2 separate regions of the Homo sapiens genome follow, and region 1 is linked to region 2. A link is an interaction called in ENCODE POLR2A ChIA-PET data of the cell type or tissue named here. Cell type or tissue: MCF 10A. All regions are shown on one strand. Links, peaks and the distances in the headings refer to the core of each region. The heading gives the core; the rest is flanking DNA.

Region 1 (15,642 bases), core at 3,812-11,811, 59 kb before region 2:
GCAAGGAAAACCTCTTATTGGCTGACTTGTCCACGCCAGGCAGCCTCCCACAGGCTACTGTGGATATTGTCTGCCTTTTGGAGAGGCTACTCCTGTCTTGTTTTATCATGGAGATAGAGGAGTCACGGACAGAACTGTAATTGTGACCACAGCTGTGATTGATTGGTGCTTTGGCCACCAAGGAGAGGAAAAGAAACTAAGAAAACAGGAAGAGAGAAACAGTGGGGGTGTCTGGGGAAGAGAGGTGGAGAAAAGATGGAGAGGAAAGAAGAACAACAAGAGAGGAGTCAGAATGTAGAGGAAAACATTCCTGAAGCCAAAAACAGCTTCTTGCGTCACTCACAGATCCAAAGCTCGGGTCTGGACAGAGTTGATTCAGGGACAGAGGAACGATGGAAGCCTTGGGCCATTCATGTACATTTTACAAAAGCTGTTTGTAGGGAGGACAACAGGGAAATAAATAGAGGAAAAGGGCAAAGAAGTAGAATGAGAAAAGAGAAACTGAGTATTCTAAAACATTCTTAGATGATGCTTGTTTTAAAAATTGCTTTTAGGGATGAACTTTTAAGTCTTCTTAAACAAGGAATGTATATTCCCTTAGTTTCTTCTCTTGGCATTTTTGAAAAAGAAAAGAACCAAATTGATCCATGAGAAACTAAGCACAGTTTTTGACCCAGTTATACCCATGTAAGAGGCAAAAGGGAGAGAGGAATGATGAAGGTGCATTGCTAAAGCCCTCAACAGTTACTATTATTAGTCCCATTGTACAGATGGTGAAACTGAGGTTCTGAAATGTTAAATGAAGGTGACACAATTATTAAGTGTCAAATCCTGCTTTTGAACCTATAAATGCTTGATTCTAAATTTTGTAATTTTTACTTTTCTCCACTAGATCAGTATTTGGTGTACTATGTCTTTTTAAAAAATATACATGCATCTGTGAAATTTACCACGAAGTATACAAAAACCTATAAGGCTGTACTCAAACTGAGGACATAAGAAGAATGGGATGATGCTGTGTTTACTTACACCAAGGAGGCTTGATCAGAACTGCTGATTCTGCTCCTAGTTATACAGAAAAAAGAATGGAATAAAGAGATTCTTTACTTTCTCTTTTAAAAAAAATTAGACCAGAGGAGAGAGCTAAAAGCAAAGGCAAAGGTTTGTTTCTGTGCATTGATATAAAAGTCCCAGAATATCTATCTAGAGTGTTTCTGTGCATAGTTTTCTGTTTTCCAGTGCTGTATGAGTGGGCTGTTGCCATTGATGTGGAGATGGACTGGAATGGTTGTCATATGCAAGGTTCCCGAATAGGACAAGGAACAACCTGCTGCAATAGAAAGAAACTAGGGCTGTATGACCTGGAGTAAATTTAAGCCTCCCGTAATCTCGGTCCTTCTCAGCAAAATGTGGAGGTTGGACTGGATAATTTCCAAGACTCCTTCTGTCTCTACCATTCCGTGACTTAAAATAAATCCCAAAGGAGCAAAAATACCTATGTGACCAGATTGCCTGTCCCAAAGAGACTTTATCTGTTAGAGTCGACATGCCAACTTGTGTTCCCCTCTATCTGGTACAAGCTGTGGGCACATAATAAGCACTGCACACACTGTGATTTGGCCAGCTGAATTCTTGCTCAAGAGATTTCAGACAGTATTCCTCTAAGGAGGCCTCACTTTGGCCCCAGCAGAACACAAAAAGGCAATAACTGGGAGCCAGCATCTACCAGCTAAGTAATTAGCAGGCTGTGAGTAACAAATTGGTGACCATAGCCCAGCTCCTGTTGTCTGTGTCATAAAATAATTAAAACTGGCCAACAAACACAGCAGATGCCAAGATGGCCAAGGGACAATGGAACATAAAGTCGTATCACTCTTGTTTCCCATCTTCTTGGAAAGGGATGAAAAACTGGGGGAAAAACTGGTAACACTTGTAGGTATGGAGTTTATGGTACACATGGAATGGAGAAATGAGAATTCAACAAGGATCTGGTGTAGCAGAGACCTAAAAGGCAAATCCCCATCTACTGGCCAACACTAGACAGAGGATATCTCTGTAAACCAGTTTCTGATTGATCATGAAACAAAGTTCTTTCTCTGTCTTTTCTTTTCTTTCTTTTCCTTTTTCTTTTTTTTTTTTTTTTTTTGAGATGGAGTCTTGCTTTGTCACCCAGGCTGGAGTGCAGTGGCGTGATCTCGGCTCACTGCAACCTCCACCTCCCAGGTTCAGGTGATCCTGCCGCCTCATCCTCCCGAGTAGTTGGGATTACAGGTGCGCAACACCACACCTGACTAATTTTTGTATTTTTAGTAGAGATGGGGTTTCACCATGTTGGTCAGGCTGGTCTCAAACTCCTGACCTCATGATCCGCCTGCCTCAGCCTCCCAAAGTGCTGAGATTACAGGCGTGAGCCACTGTGCCTGGCTCTGTGTTTTCTAAGCAATGTTAAAAATATCATGAGCCTCAATTTTCTGTATATTTCAACACATGTAGAAAAGCAAAGTGAGCTAAGGTTGGTACAAACAATTTGGTTCACTGTCTCAACTTCATCCACATCTCTGCTCAAAGATTTTCCCTTACCAATCTCCCCCTCTCCATCCCTTTATCTGGCTTTATGGATCTTCATGGCCTCGTTACCACCTGACTTTATTCTTCATAGCTCTTGGCTTATGTCTTTACTGTGTGTCTTCCCAATTAGAATAACAGCTTCATGAAGGCAAGGACTTTGTTTTATTCACCACTGTATCCCAGAGCCAAAAACAATGCCTGTGGTCTATAGTAGATGCACAGAAAGTATTGTTGAGTCAATGAACTAATGAATGAATGAATGGATGAGAGTGAATGAATGAAACCACTGCTTATCATCACAGTTGTTAGTTTACTTAGTTTTAATTTTTTTGAGTTTTATTTTTTGTATAGATGGGATCTTGCTATGTGCCCAGGCTGGTCTTGAACTCCTGGCTTCCAGTGATCCTACTATGTCAGCATCCTAAAGTGCTGGGGCTACAGGCATGAGCCACTGCACGAAGGCTACAATTGCTAGTTTATACAGACCAGTTTGCTGTGAAAGCTAGCTTCTCAGGCCTTCCCTCAGAAACAAGCGATATTTAATATTTTGGTCTTAAACTGCTCCAGCCCTCTTCTTTATGAAAATCCACACTGAAATACAAAGAAGATCTTCCAGGTTAGCTCACCTGGAAACTGCATTGTGAATTTACATGCGTTGTATGTAGATACATGGGAGAGCTGCACTGAAGTGACCCATGGCTGAGATTATTTTGGGCTTGCTATGTCAGCACACGACACATTGACACATGACTCTGCGTTAAATAGAGGAAGATGCAACATCGCAGACTAACTGCCTGAAGTCCGGCAAGAACTTCTGCCTCTGGGAAAAAGCTCTGACAAACACCTTTTAAATCCACTGCTGACTTTTAAAGTAGTTGCTGTTCATGATGACCTATCTAATTTAATAGATCTTTTGCTTGGCCTGTGGTTTTATGTATTAATATCTCTACATATTAAAATCTTTTCTCTCTTTCAGCAGACCTCTTTGCATAGGTAATACTTTCCCCTAATTGTGTAGAAAAGTAAGATACTGATATTAACATTTTAACTTGGAAAAATTTGGCTATGCAAACTCATGTTTCTATTGTAGTTTCATATGACGATAATGTGGTCTTTTCTAAAACAGGAAAATTGAACGACTAAGTGCATCCGTATGACATAAGGAGCCAGGTCACACACTCTAAACATCACCTACTGAAGGCAGATTGAGGGTATCAGTTTTGTATCGAAAGGCTCACAATTTATTTTCTCTTTTCAACAACCCAGATATCCTGCCTTTGTTTTTGTTTTTATTTTTCTTAAAGTGGCACGATACGAGAAACGGATGTTTGTGGGACTTCCACATCACATTTTCCTAGTACGTAAGCCCTTCCATTTCTTCCACACAATCCACACAGCGCAGATTGACATAAAAGATAAAAGCTAGGCCTCTGCAAGACCCCTTTATCTTACAGACTAAAAAGAATGTAGGGCAATGACAATGAAAGGCACAGAGTAATAACCCAACTGGAGTATCACAGGCAGAGCCAGCAAGGACCTTTGAGACCAGCCAGTCCAAGTCTGCCATTTCACAAAAGAATTCCAGTTAAAATACCAAGAAAAAAGTCATCCAATTGCAATATTAACCTAATATTGAATAAGGCTGTTGTGACTGATTATCTTTCTGCTATATCTGTGTTTAGCACTAGGTGTTGCTATACTGCTATTTATAGACCAGCTTCTCTTTGATACCCAACAGGAGCTTAACCTTCTAATTTGAGTTCCCTTTTGCAAATGCTGAGTTTCTAAAATCGTACTCTGCTACTATATAGTATGTTACATTGAACTAGCTTCATTTAAATGGCACAGGTATGACATGTTTAATCAGCTGAAATAGCTATCCTGAAAAGAAGTGGTCAATAAATGCTAGGGAACTCCAAAGTTAAATTTTTCAAATTGTCCTAATTCAAATATTTACTTAAACTCTTTTTATATTATGCGCAATACAGGGGGAATGACATTGTTAGCTGTGCGTTTCCTGGAACTGACTAACTGCTACAAGGCCACAGATAAAGTTTGTTTATAGAAAAACAAAATATGAAAAAACATTTAGCAGTGTTCTATTTGGGGTTTAATAATCCCACACATGCTGAGTGGGAGAAAGGATAGTCATCCAGAACCTTTCTCTCCCCATGGTAACAGAGGATGAAAATGCTTTAACCCCATCTAGTGACAGATGAGTCATGATTTAGATTAGTTCAGTTGTTCAAAATTTGAGTGGTAATACCAAATTTTTGGGATAAATAAGTGATGCCCCAAGAAACTCATAGTTTAGGAAGAGGGCAAATTTTCATTTCACCTTTAGGTTTTAAAGGATAAAAAATTCCCCTATTACATGTGAGTCCTCAATATCATTACTTGGTTCATTAAATTTGGATAAATTTGGCATAAGCTCAGCACAATTGTTCAAATTCTACAAGTCACTTTTGTTAGCATCATCTAGTGCTGAGTTTAAAATCTTCTGAATATATGTAACAAAACAATGTCTAGTGTATTGCTTCTAAATATGTTTTTTAGTTTTGGTTATTTATTAGTAACTATTTGTAACAATAATGATCAAGTAATGATGCTAATAACAGTCCTAAGTTTTTACTGGAAAGAAAAGTGGAAGACTGAAGACCAGAGTGGCAGCATCTTCATCACCTTATGGAGCTTAGAGTAATGTTCCTGCAGAATTAGCTACCAGGATCTATAATATAAACACTTCATTCTAGTCCTAAAGCGAGGGTTTCTTCTAATTTTTATAGTTTTGGCCTCAGGCTAAAAGAACGAAGTACTTGGCTGAAGTATTCCTTTTTTTTTTTTTTTTCACAACGTGTTCTTCCCAACTCTCTCCCCAGCACAAACACAGCCCTTCTTTTCTGAAGATTTTATTTCCTTTATGTCCTTTGAGGATAAAACTATGCTTTGTGGTTTTTATACCATATTCACTTAAGATATTTAAGATATTTGAAAACAGAGTGAACTGTATATTCTTTCGCCATATAGGTCCTCCTTTCCCCATCACTCAGAGCCTCGATGATAATGTAAAGTAGTATCCACCATTATTTTTGCTCTTCTTTTTTTTTGAGACAGAGTCTCACTCTATCTCCCAGGCTGGAGTGCAGTGACGTGATCTCGGCTCACTGCAACCTTCCACCTCTTAGGTTCAACCGATTCTCCTGCCTCAGCCTCCCAAGTAGCTGGGATTACAGGCATGTGCCACCACACCCAACTAATGTTTGTGTTTTTAGTAGAGACGGGGTTTCACCATGTTGGCCAGGCTGGTCTTGAACTCCTGGCCTCAGATGATCTGGCCACCTTGGCCTCCCAAAGTGCTGGGATTACAGGCGTGAGCCACCATGCCCAGCTTTTGCCCTTCTTTTGTTATGCTCTGTATCAAAAATGGTAAACTTTTCAAAAGTGCTCAAAACTCTAATCCATGTTCTTGTAAACTTGGTGTAAGAGGTGCTTATATGACAAGTGAATTGTCTGTTTCCTATAAAGTAGAGGAGGGAAGTAATTTTTTAAAGAACCCAGTTTGGAAATAAATGTTTAGTAAATGACAGAAAGGCAGGAAGGTAAGAAACAGTGTAGAAAGCACACTGAAGAAGACATTTCTGCCATCTTTGGTGAAACCTACACAGATCATTTACAGGCAAGTCTATGGGCACGTGTATAGGGGGTAAGAAATAGTAAGAGCTGTGAAAATAGACTTACCATTTACACACACACACAGACATGCATACATAAATTATCAAATGTTTGCCCTTTGTTTTTCCTAATACTCAATTAACCGAAGTTATATTAAAAAAAAAAACCTTTCTAGTGTCATCCACTAATCTTTTCCATCCCCTTTTATCCTCCAAGCAAATTTCATTCACGTAATTCCAAAGAGGCGAATCAATCTGGGTCCTGCTCTTGCTTAATCATTACTTCCAGCATTAAAATATGCTTTTAAATATGTAGTTAAATATGTAGTTAAAGTACTACTCCTGTTTTTCAGTTTGTTCCAAGATTGAGACAAAAGCTCCCTACCAAAAGCAAAATGAAAGCCAAATTCCTACCCTTTTGCCTCATTTCATATTTTATTATACTATGTTTCCTAAAAACACATTTTGTAAATATGGAAATGGACCATGTTGTGTGTAACAAAGGTCAGGCTATGCCCGTTTAATACAAGTTGTGATCCTCAGAAGACATCCACTTCAGGCCACCTACAATTTACCTTTGTTCCTCTTTCCTCCATATAGGAAAAAAACAACAACTAGAAAAAAATTATAAAACTCAACTATATGCACTTTAAGGCCAATGATAACTCAAAGGCTTTTAATACCTACAACAGGGTCGGAGCTCGCCTGAGCTGAAAACTGAGGATTGCTCACTGACGTACAGACGCAATATTCACCAATCAAGAAATATAGTAATGAGGGCAGACCATATGATTACAAGGTGCTTCTAAAAAGCATATTAAAATCTAGCATTATTAAAGTACTATAAATGCTTGCTTATGACCAATGAAGCCACAAACACTGTGAAGAGTTCATTTTATGTATTAATAATAATAAAAATTCTCAGAAAAACTTTTTAAGTTTTTCTTGTTAATTCTGGGCTAGAGAAGACAATCTTTTCTTTTTCTTTTTCTTTCTTTTTTTTTTTTTTTGAGACAGAGTCTCGCGCTGTTGCCCTGGAGTGCCGTGGCGCGATCTTGGCTCACTGCAACCTCTGCCTCCCAGGTTCGAGTAATTCTCCTGTCTCAGCCTCCTGAGTAGCTGGGACTACAGGCATATGCCAACACGCCTGGCTAAATTTTTTTTTTTTTTGTATTTTTAGTAGAGAGGGGGTTTTCACCATGTTGGCCAGGATGGTCTTGATCTCCTGACCTCGTGATCTGCCCACCTCGGCCTCCCAAAGTGCTGGGATTACAGGTGTGAGCCACTGCGCCCGGCCCTTTTTTTTTTTTTTTAATTAAAGACATTTCAAAGAGCACATACACATTGATCAAATCTGAGAAGCATTTACAACATAGATTTAATGCCATTTTGAAAAATCGACATATAATTATTGTACATTTTTATGGGAAACATAGTGGTGTTTCAAAATGTAAAATCTATTGTGATCATATCAGGTTAATTTGCGTAATCATCATCTCAAACATCATTTCTTTATATTGGGAACATTCAATATCTTCTTTCTAACTATTTAAAAATATATAATCTATTATTGTTAACCAGAGTTATTCTGTAGTGGTATAGAACACTGGAACTTATTCCTCCTCTCTAGCTATAATACTGCATCCTTTAATAAGCCTCTCCCTATTCCCTCCCCCATCCCCCATCCTTCCCAGCCTCTAGTATCCTCTGTTCTACTTTCTACTTCTATGAGATCAACTTTTTTTAGCTTCCACATATGAGTGAGAACATGTGGTGAGGAATAATTTCTATAGTTGGTTTTTGAAAAACATAATTATTTCAGTTAGGAAAACCTTATGCTCTGTTTTCTTAGAAGAAAGATTTGTATAATTTTTGGTGCAAATTTAGTGAATAAAAGCCTTTATTTTTAACATATGAGTGTAACTCTGGAATGAAAAATCAGTAGACTCTTTCTAACCTAAACATGGTGTTTGTCAACAGTAGACACTCTGAAAGCACAGAGGAGGTATTACTTTTACCAGCTTTTCCTCATGAGGAAAGATACGGGAGTGTGCCCTTTGAAGGATGTACACCAGTTTTCTCTTCTAACTGTTTTTCAAAATAGTTTAAAACACACGAGAACCCTGGTGCTCTAGGCCACACTATTTTCCTTTACTTCACCCTGGCTGCAGGACCGCGGGACTCTGTCCCAGCTCGAATGTTCCAGGAGATGTCTCCCTCAGGAGCCTGCTCTTCGGGCAGCACAGGCTCCCACACTCATTTCCTCCAGCTGCCTCCAGGTGGCCCTGGGCCCCATGCCTTCTGCAGCTGCTGCAGTGATTCCTGCTGTTGCTTGTCCTTGGCAGATGGTCACAGTATGGTCTATCCCATTATCTTTGGACCCAGCTACTGGCCTTGACTTTCCTTCTGTGGGAGGATTTTTCTTCCCCAGTGGACTCTCAGCTTCATGCAAATACAGCTGACTGTAGAACCTCCTTAGTCTTGTCTGAATTTGCAATAGTTTAGCCTGACCTGGGGGCCCTCAGTTATGTAAAGATTGGGACTATCACTATCAATCAGTCATCTACTACATTGTGCTTAGCACTATTTGACACTGCAGAAAGAAAGAAGAAAGGAAGAAAGGAAGGAAGGAAGGAAGGGAGGAAGGGAGGGAGGGAGGAAGGGAGGGACTAGAAATGAAAATCCTAAAAGGCATATGTTTCCTGACTGTAAGAAATTTATTGTCTATTTGATTATAATCACTCATAGCTAATACTCTGCAAATTTTATAATGAGATGACTAAACCAGAGAGCATATCTAGAGGTCATCTTAAAAACATTTGGTAAGCAGTCAATCAATAGCAATCAGTCCAACCAGCAAGCTCCTGATAGATATCATTGCAAAAAACATTTTCTCCTTCCAGGATCAAATCCAAGTTCATGGTTTTAGCAAATGAAAGTAGAAAACCTCTTCTATCCATCAATCTCAAATCCAATTTTGGCCTAGACTTCAGAACAAAACTTAGCTCTAACCATTTTTTTAAAGTCCTTATGCAATATTTTTTCACAAATACTCTCACAGAGGAGGAAATTACAAGGTAGGGAAATTGCATAAGCTATCTACTCATTAGCAGATCTAAGTACTGGGTCCAGAGTTATGTATGAACTCCAAAATCACCATCAGCCGTAGCATTGCCCCTGTGGCACTGGGGAATGTGTCCAAAATTCTCTGGGATGAGGCAGCACCCTCCTCCTGCCTCCCCATCCTACAAACCCAATGTGGTTGGGCCAATAAGGGCACATACACACAAGCGATAAAGCTTGTCATCTAGTCAGAGAATGGGGAGATATCACTTCTCTGTTCCGGGTATGACAGTCTTATTAATACTGCCTATCATCACAGCAGCGTTGCTGTCATGCTCTTAGATACCACTGAGCTTGCAGTGAGCTGAAGCTCTCAGGTCTTTTATTGCATGAAGTCTCGTTAAACCAGCCATCTCCCCAATCCCATCTATGTGAAGTTGATTTGTCAAACTTTACACTATTATTGCTTAAATTCTTGGTAATTTTAACCCACTCTCCAATTCATGTTAAATCATTGTGAATCTTGATTTTGATATTTTCCCTTAGTTTTCATCTGCAAATTTAATAAGCACAACTTTAAAATTTCCATCTACGTTATTATATGAAGGTGCACAGAGTCCTGTGGCAATTTACTGGAGACATAGCTCCACGTTAATATTCGCACATTATAATAAGCACTTTTTGGATATGCTTATTCAACCAATTTAGCTTTCACATAATAAAATAATAAGAAATCCCATGTGTAACTATTCTGATTTACCAGCTCAGTAGGTCTATCCAAATATCATATTAGGTTTGTTTATGATAACTCATTCCTAGAGAATTCTCGCTGGCTCATTGTGATTCTTCCTCATCTTAGAAAAATAATAACATTCATGAATAGTTTTCTGTTTATAAAAGTAATAAGTGTCTATTTGTAGAAATGTTTTGAAAACAAATGCATAAAGAAGAAAAGCCACACAGAATCTCACCTCCTATGACTGTAGGCATTTTGGTTCATTTCTTTTCAGCTTGTTTTTTATGTTCACTCCTCCCTACTCCATCCCTACCGTCGTGCCTTACACACATCTTATGAAATCCCCTCCGCTGTTCACTCCGCGCCTGCCCTTCCCCCAGCTTAAACATTGAGAAAATATGAATACAACAAAACCAGAAAAAATGGTGAGAAGACTCGGAACTTTAAGGTCAAAAACTGTAAGTCTAAAACAGAAATGTTTGCATACATATTTGTAAGAGTGACTATTCTTGAAACCAGGTCAGAGGAAGTCAAGGAAGTCTGAGGTATAGACTTAGAGTTATCACGGCCAGGAGCAGATCAAGATAAAGAGAACACAGCCTCAGCCAGTGCAACTACCACCTGTCATCTGCACCAGGGAGCCACGCGGTTGCCCAGGTAGTCTTGCTGATGTCCAGTGGAAGCCACCAGCCAATACTGGCCAGTAAATTGTCTTGCGTTATAACCTTCTGTGGCCAAGGCTTTGCCCTACTTTATACAGCCCTTTCTTCAATAGCCCCAAATAATATCATGGAAGAGATAACTCAACTTTAGTACAAAGCCTTACCTGCATTAAATGAATTTAAGACCCAAGTAAAATCACTGCCATCTCCCCTCCAACGTATGTATTTTGGGGAGTCTCTAAGTTTCTGTCAATCTGAGGGTCTACCAAAGTAGCTGCCTTATCTCTGCCAAAGGGAGGTGCTGCCACCACCCGCAGAAGCTAGAGACCTACTGAATGCCTTCTTACCCACCCAGCCAAGGCTGCACCCACAAAGATCAACCTCTCTCAATGCTTTGTCTTGATGCCTCCAGCCCACTTGGTGCCTGGCAGCTCAATGCCTGCTCAGCCAGCATCTAGTTAGATTGCTCTTTTGATACCCATACAGCTTTAACTCCTCAGGCACGCACAACTCCTCAGACACACACACTTTTCCAGATCCACCAGAATGTGTTTCTTAAATCAGATGCCTGTGATCCTGGCAGTGCTCAGTGATGTGCCAGAGGGACTCAATGCCCCAGGACACCCACAGAGCATCTTTTGAGCATCCATTTAATGTAAGGATAAGAGAAGGAACTTTAGCTTTATATTAAAATAATTAAGGAAGTACTGCGGATTAAAATGCAAAATGTGAATTTAAAATGGAGATGAAATACCCACTTGAAAGCAATTTGATTGCCCTGCATTCTCTTTTTTTTTTTTTTTTTTTTTTTTTTGAGATGGAGTCTCGCTCTGTGGCCCCAGGCTGGAGTGCAGTGATGCGACCTCGGCTCACTGCAAGCTCCCTCCCTGGTTCACACCATTCTCTTGCCTCAGCCTCCCGAGTAGCTGGGACCACAGGCACCTGCCACCACGCCCGGCTAATTTTTTGTACTTTTAATAGAGGTGAGGTTTCACCACATTAGCCAGGATGGTCTCAATCTCCTGACCTCGTGATCTGCCCGCCTCGGCCTCCCAAAGTGCTGGGATTACAGGCGTGAGCCACTGCTACCGGCCTGCCCCGCATTCTTAAATAACACATGTCTACCTCTAATACCACTTCGGGGTATGTGTTTACTGTCCTCAATCCTCTGAAGTACTTGGAATGAAACATTTGAAATCCTTTCCCTGCTGTGCCTGAAACTGTTGCTAAGTTCAGCTCAACTCACCAGTCTCCTATTTACTCTGTGACATATAATCACCCAAGGGCCCCAGAGTCCTTCTCTGCAAGCCCACTCCTGTCCTATATATCTTGTCCCCTATGAGTCTGCTGGACATATCTGTCGTACCTGAACCCAGATGTGGATGTGGCGGAAATGTTTTTCCTCGGAAGGCTTTTTATGTCAATCTAACTCCGTGGCCATAAAGATGATTGAAAGGGAAGACTTTGCTTAGTCTTACACAGCAATTCTCAGGCCCAGGCCAATCAGGTTTTGCATCTTGATTTTAGAATCTAAGTTTAAATTTTGGTTACTTTTTTCACATTAGTAACTATCATTCAAAAACATTATTTTAATAACTTTATAGTATTTTACTATTTAGTTGTACAATAATTTAGGTAAACATGATTATAAGATTTTTATGTCATTTCTATTTTTTGTGATTACAGATCACATTAGAATTAATATTCTTAATTTTTAAAATAAATCCATAATTTTTACCTTAGGATAAAAATCCTACAATTGGAATTTCTAGGCTAAAGGATAAGAAAAAAAGTTTGAATGTATTGATATGTATTTGCCAAATTATCCTGAAAAATGTTTAACTCTTCCCAACAACGAACACACCTGCCTGCTTTCCCTCACTCTGTGCTCACTAACAAAGGTCTTATCATTAAGAGAAAAAAAAGTGTTTAGATTTAATACATTAAAAAATGTTATTTTATTGTGCTTTATTGTTATGTTTCTAAACTCCCTGTGGGGCACTTACTTATTTATTTATTAATTTGTCATTTTATTTTTTCTTTTGCAAACTGGCTGCTTGTGCATCTCATTTTTCTGTTTGTTTTCTTTTATGTGTCTACAAATTACAAGCAAGCCTTTTCTTCAACAAGTTGAAAAATAATCTCTTTAGAGGTCAGATTTCCTGAAGTCACTGAAGAGCCTTACTAATTCCCATATGACACTGAAAGAAACAACAACACACAACACATGCCTTCCCCGGACTTCATCTGGAATTCCCACTGTAGTAACTTTTCCAACAACATTGTGAAATCCAAGAAATCCTGGGGCTCTATGCGGCTCAGTTTACACAATCATAGTCAGTCACAGTGCACTGACCACAAGCGTCATTTGAAAAGATAAGTTTTGAAATTTACATAACATGATGACCGTAAAGTGGGATCCAATTCATACTCCAAGCAACAAGGGGCTCAAGCCCTCTCCTGACACCACTCTGGATCCTCTTGGCCCCACACTTTAACACTTTCCCTCTATCCTATTCCTATGTACATTTTTCTTCCTCTCCTTTCCTCACTCTCCTAGATCTTTATCATGTAAATGAGCTCAGCATCTCTGCCTAAATCCTTTCCACCTTCATATTTGCCTTTCCTGCCCAGTTCCTTCCTCCCCTTTCTCCTGAACTTGGATTAAAAACAAACAATGAGCAAACAAAAGCAAGGAAGTTGAGGAACACTCTCGGCAAAGAGCACTACAACCTGCTAGCACCCACAGGCCTTTGATACCACCAGAAGCCACAGTTTGCCCCTGCATGGAAATAACTCTGCACAGCACCTCAGAGCTATTAACAATTCCTGCCAATTAACTCCCACCGTGCCCAACTTCCCAGTTATTCTCAGCCTACTCCCCAGTGCGGATGCACCAATTACTCATCCTCGCATGTGCTGTGTATTTTGTCCCCTCTTACTCATCAGCTCCCCTTGCTAACTTAGGCGGGAGCTTTACCTCTCGCGGTAGTTAATATTAGGTGTCAACTTGAGTGAATTGAAAGATGCCTAGGTTGCTGGTGAAGTATTGTTTCTGGGTGTGTCTGTGAGGGTGTTGCCAGAGGAGATTGTCATTTCAGCCGGTGGACTAGGAGAGGAAGATCCACCCTCAATGTGGGTGGGCACCATCCAATCGGCTGCCAGAGAGGCTAGAACAGAGCAGGTGGAAAAAGGTGGGATGACCTTGCTTGCTGGGTCTTCTGGCTTCCTTCTTTTTCCCATGCTGGATGCTTCCTTCTGCTCCTCCTGCCCTTGGATATCAAACTCCAGGTTCTTCAGCCTTTGGACTCTGGGGACTTGCACCGGTGACTTGCTGGGGGCTCTCGGGCCTTCAGCCACAGACTGAAGGCTGCACTGTTGGCTTCCCTGGTTTGAGGCTTTCGAACTTGGACTGAGTTACTACTGGCTTCTTTCTTCCCTAGCTTGCAGACAGCCAGTTGTGTGACTTTGCCTTGTTATCATGTGAGCCAATTCTCCCTAATAAATACCCTGTCATACATACATATATCGTATTAGTTCTGTCCCCCTGGAGAACCCCGACCAATACGCCTCTGGAGCCTGTGTTCCTTTGTCCTCTAAACAAGCTTCTCATCCTGAACCTGTTGCAGAACAATACCATGTGGCTTGTGCTCCTGCAATGCTGTGCCATTCACTGCAGTCTGCTGGAAGCATGCCATCGTGAGATAGCACAGTTCCTCAATCTTCAGCGCATCAAAGCTTACCCCTCTTTTTGCCAACAACACTTTAAGATGATTTCATCTTCAGTTTAAAAATGTTGCGACCTTTCTGTTTATGAGTTTGGCTTGCTTACATGCAAAAGTTATAAAGGAAAAAAAAGCAGCACAATACGTATTTGTTAAATTTATGGAAACATTATTTTATGGGTAAGTTACAGATATTCGCACAATATATAAAAGAAAGTCACCTTGGTAAAGTGCCCATGAGGACAGCGAAGGGCATTCTCTAAAAATGTTAAGAATAAGTTGGCTGGAATGGGACCCAGATGTACGATACCAAGTGTAATTTATGTGCCAAGGCAGGACCCAGAGTGTGAAGAAGGTGGGATGGGAGGTTCCTCTGATGGATGAAGAACAAAGACCTTTCACCTCCAGGATGAGTAAGGCTCTGACAGCAGGCACTTTCGCCTGGGCTTTTTATGTCAGACTATGTCCAATAAAAGAATTAAAAACCTTAAGCCTTCCAAGCTTCCACCTTGAAGCTCCATGAGATTTCCCGCTGTCTGCTCATCTGTTGGTAAACCTAGGAAAGTTGTGCAAGTTGTTTTTTTGTTTTTTGAGGGTTCCTCAACGCCACTACACAAAATGAACTACTTGTCCCCCCTCATCTCCTTTTTTCTGTTTTTGTCGTAAATAGTGGTGGGGCCTTGTGTCTCTGCTTGTAGTTCTTAAGACGCTTTGAGGGGGAATCCGGCTGTGAAAGAGGAACCAATAAATACATTTCATGGAATGTTAAATTTCAGACCCAATACAACCACTCATTCTTCTATTCACCACTATATGCCTGTTCTGGCCCATTATTCGTTATTTCAAACTGTGACCCAATATTTTAATCCTGCCTCTCCCTCTAGCCCCTTTAAATCAGCTGTTCTGATTGTTTGCCTGTCTTTTGCTTTTGGTTCTGCCTTTGATGCTATCTCAAAAATCAAACTGGGCTTCCAGCTCTGCAATACTTGGAGCAGTGCTACTCTAGTCCTTGGATGGGTGAGTTCCCTGGACCCCTCTGAGAGCTCCTGCTTCATCATGAGGATACTGGAACAATACCATGTGGTCTGGAGGCAGTGTGGGAATAATCCTAAATTCACACTCTTGTTTCTCAGTGACTACCCTTCTATCCCTATGTAAAAAACCCTGCTTCTTTGAGGTTTTTGCCACCTGACTGCACCACAATCTTGCCCATTCTC
Region 2 (15,642 bases), core at 3,442-11,441:
TACCTACCCAACTTGTGTAATCTTTTCAAATGGCACAGTGTTTCACTTTCTTGATTAAAACCTTTCAGGGCCTTTTCATTATATTTAAGGAAAAACGTAAATGAAACTATGCAATGGTTTACAAAGCCATACATAACTGGACTCCCTAGTTTCTTCTCTCACTACACCCTCTACTGTTGCCCTTTCTTTCACAGCACTGACTACACTGGCCTTTTTGTTGTTCTTGAACACGCCAAGTTTGTATTGGCCTCTGGGCCTTTGCAGTTTCCGTTTCTTCTGCCTGGGCCCTTTTCCCAGATGATTACAGAGCCTGTCACCTCACTTCGTTCAGGTCTCTGCTCAAGTGTCATCTCCCCAGAGAGGCCTCTTCTGACCATCTTATCTAAGGAGTGTGCTACCTCGCCACTTATGCCATCTCTCTCCAGATGCCATCTCTCTCCAGTCCCTTACTCTGCTTTAGTTTTCTTAACAACACTTAGTATTATCTGGCTTTATATATATTTGTTTTAATTTTTGATAGTCTGTCTTCCCTAATAGAATATAAACTCCCTGAAGATAGAAGTTTTCTGCTTTCATCACTAATGCTGAAAACAATGCCTGTCGCATAGTAGGTGCTCACTAAGTACGTGTTGAATGCCTGACCTTGGGAAATTTAAGCTTTCTGGCCCCATTTTCATCACCTGAAAAATGAGGAAAATAATTGTATCTAATTCATATGGCAGATGTGAATGTCAAATAAGATATTGAGTCTAGTAAGATATTATGGCAATAGTGTTGGCTATTATTTTGTAATTATCATTAAGTAACATAAATAATTTAAATATCTTGTAAGCAACAAATACATATATGAATGCAATGTAAGGTAGAATTTTTGCTATATGCTTTTTACAATGGTTGATTTCAGAGGTATAACTTGTAATATGTAGTTACTGATTACTAAGTTGGAGGAAGTAGTTATAAATGCATGAAAAGTTAAATGCCATCACTATTTAAATAACCCATCCAGATAAAATAGAAAGTCGCAAGGCATAATTTGTTGCCTAATGGATTTGCGGCTGCTGATGATGATTGCTGTAGTTGTTGAGCAATTTTGTTTTTTTTTAAAGCAGGGTGACCTGAAAATGCTTTGTAGAGGACATGGGTTTGGGCCGCCCCTTGAAATGCTGGGGAGGATTTGACTCCTTTACTGTCGAGGAGGGGGAAGGGCATTGCCACAGTTGGGACAGTGGCACAAACTCAAAAGGAAGGAAGAACTAGGTAATTTGAAAAACAGAATAAACCAATTTGGCTGGAAAGTGAGGTCTTGTGAGAAAGCAGATTGAGAGCAACACAAAAAACAGGGTAGGAACTAGAGAAAATGGCTTCAGGTTAAAGGAACTGCTAGGGCAGTAGGAAACCCTTCCTTAGATTGGGTAAGCAAGGAAGGAAATGCCTCTGGGCAATTAGGAAAGAAGGTAAATCATCAAGGGCTTGTTCCTGCCAGGTTGAGTTCCCTCTTCCCTTACACGCAAGCAGCTCTAAGCGAAACCTCTGCCTTTCCTACAGCGGATGGGTGTGCTGTGTCCTGAGACAGACAGCAGTAGGAAGACCAGCTCTCCGGTTCCTGGGACATAGAAACCAATTTTGAACTCTTTTCACACACAACAATTTTCACTCTAGTTTTTAGGTGACTGATTACAAGGCAAGTGACAATTTTCACTCTGGCTCCTTATTTAAAAAAGAAAGAAAATAATAGAGAAACTTGGAAATTAAAGATCCATCCATGAACATAGTAATTTACATTGTAACTGCATATTAAGAAATGTTCAGCTTTTTTTTTTAAGCAGAAGTTACTGTATTGTGTCAGATTAGTCATATAAACCCACATTCTCATTATTGTGTAAAAGGAAGTCATGTATTATATGAGAAGGGGCCAAAGTCGTCTGTGAACTGATCAGGTATTTAAAAAGAGAGGTTATCTAGTTAACCTTGAGATAAAATTTGTTTGAAATTATACAGTTTTATGTAAAATTACAGTAATTTAAAAGGGTGCTATCACACGCGCCTTCAGTTTATTGTTATTGCCAAGTTACAAAATGATGCTACACTTTGCAGGGTTAGAATAGATTTCAGAGCAATTTGTAGTAATTAAGAATAACCTTGTAAAAGTAAAAGAAGCAAAATAAAACAAAATAAAATGAAATATAGACAGGAGCCATGACAGATGTTACAGAATAGGGAAGGGATGTGAAGACAATAGGTGCCGTTGTCATTACCGCAGCCCTGGCAACACACGTCACAGATTAAATAATGAATGCCAGTTGGTGGGCACAGAGAGGAAAGAACAGAGAGCCCATTGTTTCAGCTTGTCCATCTAATTTCAAACCAATTGCTTAAGTAAAGTCTTCTGTCTTGGTTAGAGCCAATGGCAAATTAAAGAGCTGAAATATTGCAAATCTTGTAATTCACTCTGGATCACCAATCAGAACTAAATAAAAGAGCTTTGAGCAAGGAAACAAATTCTTAGCCTTACCTGTAAATAGAAGCCTGGAGAGAAGTGCAACTCATCATTTGGGTGGGCACCCACTGTGCCCACCTCTTGCGATCAGGTTCTAGCTAGTGTGGTATGAGGGAGGGGCTCTTCATCTTACTCTTCTGTGCCCATGACTACAGCTCCATAGAGTGGGGTGACAGGTACCACCGTCCGCTGCAGCACTGGCGCAGTGCTGAGGCCCAGGAAGGAGTGTCTTCTTAGATGGCAGCTTCAAGGCACGTTTGGGTTCCTGCCTTTTCCTACTCTGAATAGATGTGATGAACTAACAGGCTAATACATGTGAAAGCCCTTTGTTTACGCAAATGAAGGGGTTACTGTTTTTATTATTTTAGGGTGTGGAGTCACGTGGTAGAAAGAACACAAAGTCAGAAGTCCTGCGTTTGCATCCTAGCTTTGAAAGCTGTCTCCATCTCATACTAGGGTCCCCCTTTTCGCAGAGCTATTTTTAAGTGTTTTCCTGTGGCTTTTTCTTTCCCCTTTTATTTTAATTAATTAATTAATTTTTTTTGTTTACTTATTTTGAGACAGAGTGTCCCTCTGTCATCCAGGCTGGAGTGCAGTGGCATAGTCTCTGCTCACTGCAACCTCTGCCTCCTGGGTTCAAGCAATTGTCCTGCCTCAGCCTCCTGAATAGCTGGGATTACAGATGTGTGCCACCACGCCCGGCTAATTTTTGTATTTTTAGTAGAGACGGGGTTTCACCATGTCGGCCAGGCTGGTCTTGAACCCCTGACCTCAGGTGATCCGCCCCTCTCAGCCTCCCAAAGTGCTGGGATCACAGACGTGAGCCACTGCGCTGGGCTCTTTCCCTCTTTAAATCAGATGTTCTTTACTTTTACTTGTGCCATGGGGACCTCTTTGACATTCTAATTAAGCTAATGAACCACTCTACAGAATATTTATTCTGTAAAATTAAACACATAAAATTAAAATGCATAGGATTACAAAGGAAACCAATTATACTGACATAAAGTTATCAATATGCAAAGAAGTAAATATGTCATATTGTAATACATGTCCTTTATTAAAATGCATTACTTACCAGTATCTAGTGGCAGGTCTAATAACTACTGTAATTTTGAAATAGTGATGAGTGGAAATGATACTTTGAGATATTGCAATAACTAATGTGATATGAAAAATCCTTGATGTCTAAGAAAATATCTTTGACGTCAAAGAAAATATCTTTGATGACAAGTTACAGAAGGAAATGATAATTTTAGTTAGAAGTTAGTAAAAATAAAAATAAAATTTTTTATCAACAGCCTGAATTCTGTCTGACACCCTTAGCCTTGCCTTAAATTTCACTCTTTCTTCTCATGCTGTACATTTTCCAGGGACAAACTCTGTGTCCCACTGTCCCCCAGCTGCAGCTGCTCCTTCAGTGTCAGTGACTCCTAAATGTGCACCTCTGCTGTCTAGGCAAAGGACTGTAGCACCTGGCCTGCATCTCCTGGGGCCTGCTGGATATCCTCCCTGAACAGCTCAGAGGACCTCAAACCCAGCCTCCCTCAGTGAACTCCTTGGCTTGAGCATCTCCCCACCCTCCTCCCACCACCCTGCCCTTCCTCCTTGTCCCTAACTCTGTGAATGGCATTAGTAACCACCACGTGGCTCCAGCCCCGAGCTGGCTTGACAAGGGAGCCAGTGCGCATGCTGCTGCGGGGTTTACGGCACAAGCCTCCTTGATACAGTTTATGAAAGTATAAACTTGTATGTCTTACAGCACTGGCCTGTGCTTGCCTTTACCTGGAATGTCTAAATTCCTACTCACCCAAAAAGGCCTCATTCCTCCTACTTACCTTTTCAACATGCATATCTGGACACTTTCCGGTTTAGCATCCGTTGGTGATGCCTCTTTGCTCCATGATGTGACATAAGAGGACTCTGCCTTCCTCACAGCATTTTCTTCTGCTGGTCCCTCAGCCTTACTAAGGTCCCTGCAGGCAGTCCCTCCAATGTCCCCCACCCCGTTTACCCTTTGCCTTGGCAGACTGAGTGAGTGCCCTCTCCCTGGGGACCCTTTCCCTTCCATGTCACCTCCAGGTCTCAGTTCTGTGGCCACTTCTCTGGAAAGCCTTTATGAGGACTGTTCACAGTGCAGGCCTTATCCACTGTCTCCCCCGCCCTTGCATTTGACCAGGGCCTGGCAGGGTTTAAGTGGTACGCACTCAGGAAGAAAGAGTTTTTAAAGTACATGGCTAGGAGCACCGACCTGGGTTCTAATCCCAGCTCTGTCTCTAACTGTGTGATCTTGGCAGTGTACTTACTAGCCTTTGGACGCCTCAGTTTTATCATCTGTAAAACTGGTATAATAGCCGGGCGCGGTGGCTCACGCCTGTAATCCCAGCACTTTGGGAGGCCGAGGCGGGCGGATCATGAGGTCAGGAGATCGAGACCATCCTGGCTAACACGGTGAAACCCCGTCTCTACTAAAAGTACAAAAAATTAGCTGGGTGCGGTGGCGGGCGCCTGTAGTCCCAGCTACTCGGGAGGCTGAGGCAGAAGAATGGCGTGAACCCAGGAGGCGGAGGTTGCAGTGAGCCGAGACAGCGCCACTGCAGTCCCGCCTGGGTGACAGAGCGAGACTCCGTCTCAAACAAACAAACAAACAAACAAACTGGTATAATAATAGAGTGGTAATGTTTAAATGAGTTGGTACTTATAAAGCACTTTAGAACCAAGCTTGGCTCATCGGAAGAGCTTATATAATAGCTATCCTTATTCATTTTAGTTAGTTTGTTTGTTTTGTTTTGTTTTTTGAGACGGAGTCTCGCTCTGTTGCCCAGGCTGGAGTGCAATGGCACGAAGTCGGCTCACTGCAACCTCCGCCTCCCGGGTTCAAGCGATTCTCCTGCCTCAGCCTCCTGAGTAGCTGGGATTATAGGTGCACTACTCCACGCCCGGCTAATTTTTGTATTTTTAGTAGAGACGGGGTTTAGATGGGGTTTCACCATGTTGGTCAGGCTGATCTGGAGCTCCTGACTCGTGATCCACCCGCCTCGGCCTCCCAACGTGCTGGGCTTACAGGCATGAGCCACTGCACCTGGCCTCATTTTAGTTTTAGTAGTACAGCTTGGGCTCATTTAAAAGTCATATCCTGCTATACTCTTATTATTGCGGGGTTTTATTAAAGAATGTAGTGTAATTTGGTGCCCACCACTTAACTTTTCTTCATCTTCATTAAGGTTAATATCAGATATTCATTTTAGAAGAATTAATTTATATGTGGCAAAAGGAAATAAATTTTTGCTGAAAGATAAGAGAAATTCTGGGAATACAGACATACAGACTGATGGAGACACAGCCCCACCAGTAGTTTATCTAGCTGAGTTGGGGATTTATTCATATTTCTTCCATTTCAAAGATTGTGTTGGTCTCCCAGGAGTATTTTTTGAAGCTCTTTCTGCAGAGGAGAGATCAATATTATTTATCAGAGGATTTCCTTGGGCATGCAAATCATCATATATGTTTGCAAACCAGATCCATGTAAAATAGATGGTTTTGAATCTACTTTTTTTGCATGAGCATTTTTATATCCTCTAGAAATATATCACTATTGTGGGGAAAAATTTAATAATATTTAACGACATACTGAATGTGACATTAATGTGCTCGCATAGCTGCTCCTTCTCTGTTTTTCTTCCAACATCAAAGTAATAACATTTCCCCTGAGGTTTGTTCAGCTCATCCAGCTTTCGCTTGGTTTTGCCAGCAGGTGGGGTACTAGCTCCTTTTAAAGTCATCAGCCACAGGTCTTGAGGCTCGTTTTCTTTTTTCCCTGAGAAAAGAAATTATCTTGCCCCCTCATTCTATGGTGACCCCATGAGATCCTCTTGAGCCCTGACCTGGGAGTGGGTAGAGGGGTGGGCAAGGTGTGTATTAGATCTAAAATAGTCTCCAGGATTTTCATGGGTGAATTTGTTGAGCTAATGGCTTATATTTCACAGGTTTTGAGTAACTTGAATTTTACCAGTAATTCATGTAAATCAGTTTGGCAACAGGTGAATCAAGCTTTGCCTGCATATTTGGTCCAATCTTATGGTTTAGGAGAAACAATAATTAAAGTTCAAAAACCTTGGTTATTGTGTTGAAATAAGTCTCATTTAAACAAAATACAAATCATGGCAACAAGCCATTAGAATTAAAACTGTTCTTGGAGTTGAAAACTAGGGGAAAATAAGTATACTGTGAACACATTGTGTTAAAAAGCTGATGTTCTAACAATATGCTAGAACATTACTGACTCTGTTTTAAGATCTAACTGCTTTAAGGAATTGATTGACTACATTTTTCTAGAATGAAACATAAATTTCTTATTTTGAAATCTTAGTGAGTGGTATTAAGTTCCATTTTAAAAGGCAGCTTAAAGATCCATGTTAAAAGACGTGTCTTAGCTTATACATCCATTCTAAATGTAGGTGGTGAAACTGAATTATAAGAATGTTTTTAAGATTTATAGACACTAAGTCAGAATCAGAAGTTAGAAGGTTCTTTGACAAAATTTCCTATTGAACTTATGTTAATCGTTGGATTTGATGAGGTTTTTAAGCTTATTCAATGTTATCTGAAAATAGTAATACTATCTACATTTGATTCTCAGAAATGATAACTTCATATGTCCCTCTTATGCAATGTGAAATTACAGTGCTATCTGTTCCATAACTGCCACACAACTTGAACAATATAAAAGTCATTTCATGGCCCTAATGGAGGGCAGACTGTATCCCCTTGCTTAAAATTAATCATTCACTTTATTGCAGTGTCTGAGGGGAGAGAAGGGAGTGAGAGTTCTCTTTGTTTAAGTTTGTGTTATGGTTTTCTTGGGCAGCAAGTACAAAAGTGCAGCCTGAAGCTGTAGCTCATTCTGTATGTGGGTTTTATTTCTCACAGCAGTCCGGTGTCTCTTTAACATATGGGGAGTGGTTTCAAGTTCATTACTAAAGCTTATAGGCTAAAGTGCTTTGTGGGCTTGGCTATGACTTAAGTTGCCTTGAGGGAGTCAGCCAAAACTGGGCTTGGGAACAGGAAGGCTTTGCCCGTTTATTTGGATTCTCAGGGTAGTCGATTTTGCCACCTCTTGGCTATCAGCTGCCTTGGAGATTGGTTTCATAGTAAGGATTCTTTCTTTAAGGTGATATGGAGCAACTGCTTTCACAGGGGCACCAGGTTAGTAAATAACATTTTGCACTTTCTGCTGCGTGTGTCAGATTTTCTTTCTGAGCTCACGGTGTGATGATAGGACAGACTGGGTTGCTGCGTTCTTTTAGAAAATAATGTGAGTTCGTTTATCCTGCAGAGGTTTAGGGGGTTATGTTTCTCCTTATAATATATGCATTTTTTGACCATATTAAATACAACTGGAAGCCAAGTGGAAATGACATATTAGTATCTGTGTTGGATTTGCAGTCCAGAGGTCTTGTTAGTAAATATCAGCCCTGCCCCCGCCCCCTTTTTTTTTTTTTTTTTTTTTTTGAGATAGGGTTTTGCTCTGTCACCAAGGCTGGAGTGCAGTTGAATGATCATGGCTCACTGTAGTCTCAACCTCTTGGGCTCAAGCGATCCTCCCACCTCAACCTCCTGAATAGCTGGGATTACAGGTGCATGCCACCGCACCCAGCTAATTTTTTTTTTTATACTTTTTTATAGAGACCAGGTTTTGCCATGTTGCCCAGGCTGGTCTCCAACCCCAGGGCTCAAGCGATTTGCCTGCCTTGTCCTCCCAAAGTGCTGGGATTACAGGCGTGAGCCACCTTGCCTAGCCTAGTTCCTTTCTTATAATTGCTTTCTTTGTGTCGTCGCACTAGACCTTCTAGGTATAAATATGATTTTATACACAGTTGATTTTATTTTTTGAAACGTTAAGTAGTGGAGTGTTGGGCCCCAGTTGGGGTTGTCCTCCCTCACCCCACTGGTGCGTGCTTGTCTGATGCACGGTTTTTCTTCAGGCCTACTCCTTGGAGTTTCAGTGAACCAGAATATCATTTTAATTTTTCTCTTTGAAAAGTCTGGCACTTTTCTGGAATGCCTCAAAATACTGGCATAAGAATTGATTCAGGCAGAATGTACAGGTGGATTAAGCCCAATTGAATTTTGTCTTCAGTTTTGCTGTTTTTATTCTCAAGTGATTCTTCAGAATACGAGATTACCCGAGGATTAAAGAACAGCTGTAAAAATGGAGTGTGACTTGTAAAACATAAAAGTATAGTTAATAGTAATTAAGAAATTAAGTCAATATAATTAAGCACAGAGAAAGACATTGTCTTCCTTAATCTCGTTAATTTAAAGATCTAAAGAGCAATTCTGCCTTTATTAATTTGCCACCAAAGCAATCTGGCATGAAATTGTTCTATAGGAGTAGTTCAATTTGGTGTTTTAAAGTTTGCAACACTTTATGAAATATAGTTTCTCTTGCTTTCATGTTACTTTAAGGATGCTTTAGTTCAGGGTAATGTACTAGTGTTTTAAATATGCTAATATGCTTCTGTTATTGCCATTTTATTCTCCTTTTTTCCCCACTGCGAAATACAGTGTATTAGAAAGGGTCTGTTCTTTCATGTTCTTCTCTGCTTAAAAAAAATTGAGGGGGAAGGGAGACAGAAATAGGTACTTAAAAAAGATCTCTGAGGTGATATGCTAAACTTTAAGGATCCCTTTCCCCATCAGTGCTAAGTTGAAGTTACAATGTTATGGCTGCATGCCATTTCGGGATTACAAAGTGGACTGTATTTTATACCCCCTAAGGCACAATTGTACAGCTGTGTTATTGCCCCTGCCTCTGTAGATATTTTCTTTAACAGTAAGTTTATTACATCATTTTAGCTTTCCCAAAAGTGCAAAGATTGCTATGACTTTGCTATGTTTTATATACATGCCATATATATGCTATTACTACGCATATATGCTATTGTGCAATTATTAATTATTAAATGATATTAAATTTTAAGGAACGACTTGTCCACCTGATTGTAGCTGCCTGATGATTTTAGAGAGAAATATTAAGACATTTTAGTCGTTGATTACTTGTTTGTGCTTGATGGGTACAGATAAAGGTCTTTAAAAGCTTACATGAAACTCATTTGTATCTTGTGGATCTCAGTTTCTGTGTTCCCAAGTGCTTCATAGCTTTTCATCTAGAGATGGTAACAAAGCAAAGACCACAGATTCGAAACAAAAATAATGTGGCAAAGGATTAGATAAGAGGGAAACTCCCTAAAAACCAGATTTTAGGGTTTTCCCAGAGAATATACACGTTAAAATGTTTCCTCCAAACGTGGGAGAAAAAAAAGGACTGTACAGTAGAGAGTTCAAAATCTGTAAATTTGGGGTAAAGTGTCTAAGCAAACCTTAGATTATTCCTGATTCTAGGTTTGGAACACACATTGCATTCTTGCTCTCATTCTGCTGGACTGGCTTAATTTTGTTATATCTGGGTCTTTTGGCTAATAAGAGATGAGCATTTGTCTCATAACATACCATCTAATTTTAAGTTGAGTTTTGTGCTAATTAATTTTTATCCAACATGCTTTCTTGTTGATAGTCAAAGTGACTTAGATGTCTCACACATCTCAGATGGTTTATGGACCTCGCTGTGACCCAGAAGGGCGTGATGCCAATTTTCTTATAAAATGAATCTGAGTTTCAAAGCTGGAGAGAAATTCTTAGGCAAACTTTTTTAACTTGAATTGGCTACGCCCCAAACGTTGAGGAAGTTGCATGGCAGTAGAAGATCAGGACTCTGAGGAAAGAATTGAAGAACTAGGAGTAGTAGTGGTATTAGAGATGAATTTTCTGACCGTCGAACCTTGGTAGATTTTCACCTGATGGACCAGTTCCGTTCTTCACAGCCCAGATCACTCCTTGTTCCTGTGTGATCACACATAGTCTTGATCTTTGCAGCGTACGGTTTGGGAGGTGCAGGCTTTTCATCTGCAGTTTATAGCCTTGTCAGCTTCATGTATTGACTAAAATGAACTGTGCCACATCTGCCTTTTCCATGCCTAACCTCCTGGTTCTTGCCCCCCTCAAGAACCAGGTGCTTGTGTGCACATAGGTCTTATGGTTACGTACCAGAAAATGTGGGAGATTGTGATGCCATCCACCCTGGAAATTCACTATTTTAGTAATGTCAGTAAATACTTAACTTCCCAGAGGGATTGCAAAAGTTGAGGATAGAGTATACTCCTGGAGCTGATCTGACCACAGAGCTCCCCAGTTGCCTGTTTCATTCTGAAGAACCCAATTTAAGTTTGACCCAGCATTTCTGGGGTAGTAGTACTACCCCAGTTAGTAGTAATAGTCATAGCAGAAGTGGTAGAATAGTGGTAATAATAATAATAATAATAATAATAATGAACACATAAAAGTCATTTCCTAAGTGCAGTCACTGTTCTAAGCCCCAGCCCCCCTCTCTTTTTTTTTGAGGCAGAGTCTCACTCTGTTGCCCAGGCTGGAGTGCAGTGGCACGATCACTGCTCACTGCAACCTCAAACTCTTGGTCTTAAGTCAGCCTCCCACCTTGGCTTCCCAAAATGCTGGGATTACAGGCATGAGCCATGTAAACAAAATGCTGGGATTATAGGCATGAGCCTTGTAAACATGCCCGGCCTGTTCTAAGCCTTTTCCTTAATCCTCACAACAACCTTAAGTTGTTGATTTTCTTTATTATCTCCATTTTACAGTTGAGGAAACTATTCAAGAAAGTTAGATTGACCTAAGTCAGAGCAACTAGTAGGCAGCTATGACAGTGTTGTGCATCAGAAGGTGCTGTGGAGGGGGAAGAACTGAAAATAGAATCCAATATTAGAAAAATATAAGAAAAAAATACAACCTAATACATTTTGGATTGTATTATGTCCAATATAACCCAGTACTTATTATTGAGAAACAACCATGTAGATACTGACATCTGTGCTGCTCTTCATTTAGAAGATGCTCTGTTGACTTACTGTCAACCAGCAAGGCAAGCCATTGGTGTCCTTTCTCTACTTGGGTTGGTAAGCTTGTGCTCCACTTTCTCACCTACTCTGCTCGTGACCAGTGGCAAGAACCTGGTGACCAATGGCAGGATATAGAGGTTGCCCATGGCCCGTAAATGAGACCAGTAGTGGCCAGGCCGTATGGAGAATAGCCCACTGCATTGAATACTGTCTTTTAAACACTTAAGCTACTTTTGGGATTTTAGAGACTTTTTAAGGCTAAAATAATAAAGCCACTAAAGCTAGGAACTTGGACTTTTCTGATTGTTTAGTTTTAATTTGGCCAGTAGGAGTGTCCTCTTTATTTCTGCCCAGTATGACTTCCTGCTAGTAATCAAAGCTCTGGTTATTTGGCAGTCTTGAAGGTTTCCTTAAGTTTAGTGGATAACCAAGATTATGAGACATATATTTTTTTAAAAGACATAAATGTGCATTTGAAAAATATTGGGCAAATAACTTCTACCCAATTTGGCTAAAATTTAAACGTGTTACAAATAAGTTTAGAACCTTTAACAATATAGAACAAGATAACCCAGACAGATTAAGGAGCTAACTTAAAAGAAAGAAAAGAAACGAAAAAATAAAAATTCTGATCTTTGAATGGGTAAGCACTTTCTCTTCCCAAAATCAATAGAGGAAATCACAAAAGGAAAAAGTCAATAGATTTAAATTTTCTAGGTAGGAGTGTAGACGCTTTAAGTATAAAAATGTTAATTGAAGCATTATTTATTACCATGAAAAGTTGCAAATAATAAAAACATAAAGTAGCAGAAGAAAATTGCATGACGGACCATCACAATTTTATTTATGGAAAATTGTAATAGGAGGAAATGGTGATGATAGATATTTAAGTAAAAATAATGGATATTAAACTATCTCTCCATCACACATCTGAATGTGTTTAAAATATACCTCTCTATGTGTGTGTTATGCTTACAGAGACAATAGAACGGATGATCACCTTAAGTTAATAGGGATTTAGGGGTTATTTTGAAGGTGGGATTTCTGATGATTTATATTTTCTTCTTATACTTTTCTACATATTGGTATTTTAAACATGATTACTTTATATTCATTTTAAAAAAGGGAAAAACTATTCATGGAGAAAAAAGTGAGACTATACCAACATATAATAGTAGAAATAGTAGACTAACATTACTCTTAATCTATTTAAGGTATTGGCTCTAAAACTGATTTTAATTTCCTCAAATTTGTATATATTTAAGGTTTTCTTAGATGAGAATTTATCATTTTTATAATAAAAATTAAAATTGATTAGAAGTGACAGGTTAGAGTTGAGGTAAAATGAATTTTTATAAAGGACAGAATCATTTTACTTTGGAGAACAATTATATTGCTGCCCTTATACATCATGTTAGGAAACACCTTTTTGACTTTTCTGTGTCAAGCTTAAAATTTCAGTTAGGTTTTTATAGCTAATTAAACTATAAGGTAGATAGTGTATTTAATAAAGGATACGGAGGAAGTTCATGTAAATACCTGAAACATCAGTCCAGGAAAGATTCTTTGAGAGATTTTCAATATGTCCAGATGTCTGGATAACAATTCTTTGGTCTAAACGCAGTTGATGATGTGATGAAAGGGACAAGTCAGCATACCAAGACAATCCTTAGAAGGGACGATTTGACTGGAATGCTGAAGACAGAAGAAAACCTTAGAGTAGCTGACTTCATACTTCCCCTTCCTCATTTTACAGATCAAGTCACTGAAGCCCAAAATGATTGAGTCCTCAAGTCTACAAGGTCGTAGTAGATTCGAATGGAAGCTTTTGGGGTCCTTTGATTCCCCCTCTGCTGCTCTTTATAATATTCTGCTCGTTTTCACACACTTTAGTAATGATGAATGAAATTTTATTTCCATTTCTCCTAGGTTGGTAAAAACTCAAAGCTAACACCATTCAGAACTTACCTAATGATGTTTGAAAAAGAGGCGGTAGGCTGATAACTGCTTCCTAGGAAGACCTACCAACTTCACCAGCATGCTCATTACTCTCATCATTGTTGTTGGAACATTTTGTTCTTGGGTACAAGCTTACTTTACACACATCTGGTTACTATGTTTGTTCTGGAAGACGGCAGCCTCATGGAGTGACTAGAGAACACTTGATACTGAGCTCTGGAAATCGTTTTTTAACAGCTTTATTGATATTGTATAATTTACAGATCATCAAGTTAAGCCCTTTAAAGTATACAATTCATTGGTTTTTTGAATATCTACAGAGTTGTGTGACCATAACTATAGTCCATTTTTTAAACATTTTCATCACTCCAAAAGGAGACTTTGTACCCATCCTCCCTACCTCTCTCTTTTCCTCCCCTAGCTCTAGGCAGCTTTCTTTCTTTTTCTTTTTCTTTTTCTCTTTCTTTCTTTCTTTCTTTCTTTCTTTCTTTCTTTCTTTCTTTCTTTCTTTCTTTCTTTCTTTCTTTCTTTCCTTTCTTTCCTTTCTTTCTTTCCTTCCTTCCTTCCTTCCTTTCTTTCTTTCTTTCTTTCTTTCTTTCTTTCTTTCTTTCTTTCTTTCTTTCTTTCTTTCTTTCTTTCTCTTTCTTTCTTTCTTGATTTGCCCATTTTGAACATCTCATATGAATGGAATCATGCAATATGTGAGAATCCTGAAAATTTTGATTTGATTTTCAAAGACCGTGTAGACAAACATGACCTGGTTACTCTGCAGGCCCCATCTTCCCAACAGTGTCCTGAGTGTGAGATTAAGACCAAATGAACTCTGTCAGTGCTGCCAACTGTTTTATTGGATTAAATGACTTGTTTTTGGCCTCTGGAGTGTCTAACTCTTTAACTTTTCAAAGTTAAAGAAAAGTACATACTCATTAATGTGAGTGTGTTGTAGGCCATGTTGCAAAATTACTGGGTTAGATCATTGCTTATTAGTTGTGACCTTGAGCAAATTACATGACTTCTCTAAGACTCAACTTCGTTGCCTTATAAAATGGGGATAATAATTGTACTTACCTTAGAGGGTTCTTGTAAGAATTAAATGAAATAATGTATATAAAAAGCTTATCATAATGCCCCATACATTATAAGTGTTAAATGAATATTAGTGATTCTTATGTGTCATCAAAAATAAACTGTAGACCAGGCGCAGTGGCTCATGCCTGTAACCTCAGCCCTTTGGGAGTCTAGGCAAGAGGATCACTTGAGCCCAGGAGTTTCAGATCACTCTGGGCAACATAGAGAAACTCCATCTCTACTAAAAACATAAATAAAATTAGCTGGACGTGGTGGCATGTGACTATGGTCCCAGGTATTTGGGAGGCTGAGGTGGGAGGATTGCTTGAGGCCAGGAGTTCAACGCTACAGTGAGCTTTGATCACCCATTTTAGTAATGATGTATGAAATTATATTTCCATTTCTCCTAGGTTGGTAAAAACTAAACGCTAATGCCATTCAGCATTTACCTAATGATGTCTGAGAAAGAGGTGGTAGGCTGATTACTGCTTCCTAGGAAGACCTATCAACTTCATCGGCATGGAGACAGAGCAAGACTCTATCTCAAAAAAAAAAAAAAAAAAAAAAGAAAGAAAGAAAATAAGCTGTATAATGTTATTTTATTCTATTTTTATGACTTTATGCTATACCAAGGATTTGAATTGGCTTACAAGAATATTTGCATAACATTAAACATATACACATACATACACCCAAGAATAAAACATTAAAATCAGGGATCAGGAATAATTGTGTTAATAGAAAGATAATATCAGAGGAAATAATAACAGTAGTAATGATAGCCAACATGTATACAGCAGGTTCTCTTTTCTTTTCTCCTTTTTTCTCCTCGTCTTGTCTCTCCCCTCCCCTCCCCTCCCCTCTCCTCCCCTCCGCTCCCTTCCCCTCCTCCCCTCCCCCCTCCCCTCCCCTCCTCCCCTCCCCTCCCCTCCCCTCCCCTCCCCTCCTCTTTCTCTTCTTTTCTTCTCTGTTTTAGAGCCAGAGTCTTGCTCTTTTGCCCAGGCTGGAGTGCAGTGGTGTCATCAAACTTCACCGCAGCCTTGACCTCCTGGGCTCAAGCTAATCCTCCTACCTCAGCCTCTCGAGTAGCTAGGACTACAAGTGTGAGCCACCATGCCTGGTCTATAGCATGTTTTTAATAAA

Evidence for each region. ChIA-PET counts read pairs that join two places held together with the same protein. Peaks named below come from ENCODE experiments on the same cell type or tissue, not always from the same donor. Only the 100,000 strongest peaks of a DNase experiment are listed, where the experiment ranks them.
Region 1: POLR2A ChIA-PET joins it to region 2 with 35 read pairs; 10 of 35 experiments call an interaction of 5 or more read pairs at or near these places.

What each region holds. Positions count from the first base shown.
Region 1 is chr3:171,822,997-171,838,638 of GRCh38, reverse strand. No RefSeq gene overlaps it. Among named protein-coding and RNA genes, the nearest start is that of TMEM212, 13 kb to the left of the region's middle. In MCF 10A, for the core only: CTCF peaks have their summits at 4,232 and 8,512 (motif pointing right); a DNase peak (open chromatin) is centred at 8,528.
Region 2 is chr3:171,763,255-171,778,896 of GRCh38, reverse strand. All of the region lies in intron 1 of PLD1 (phospholipase D1), which reads left to right. Among named protein-coding and RNA genes, the nearest start is that of PLD1, 39 kb to the left of the region's middle. In MCF 10A, for the core only: a CTCF peak has its summit at 6,236 (motif pointing right); DNase peaks (open chromatin) are centred at 6,246 and 7,506.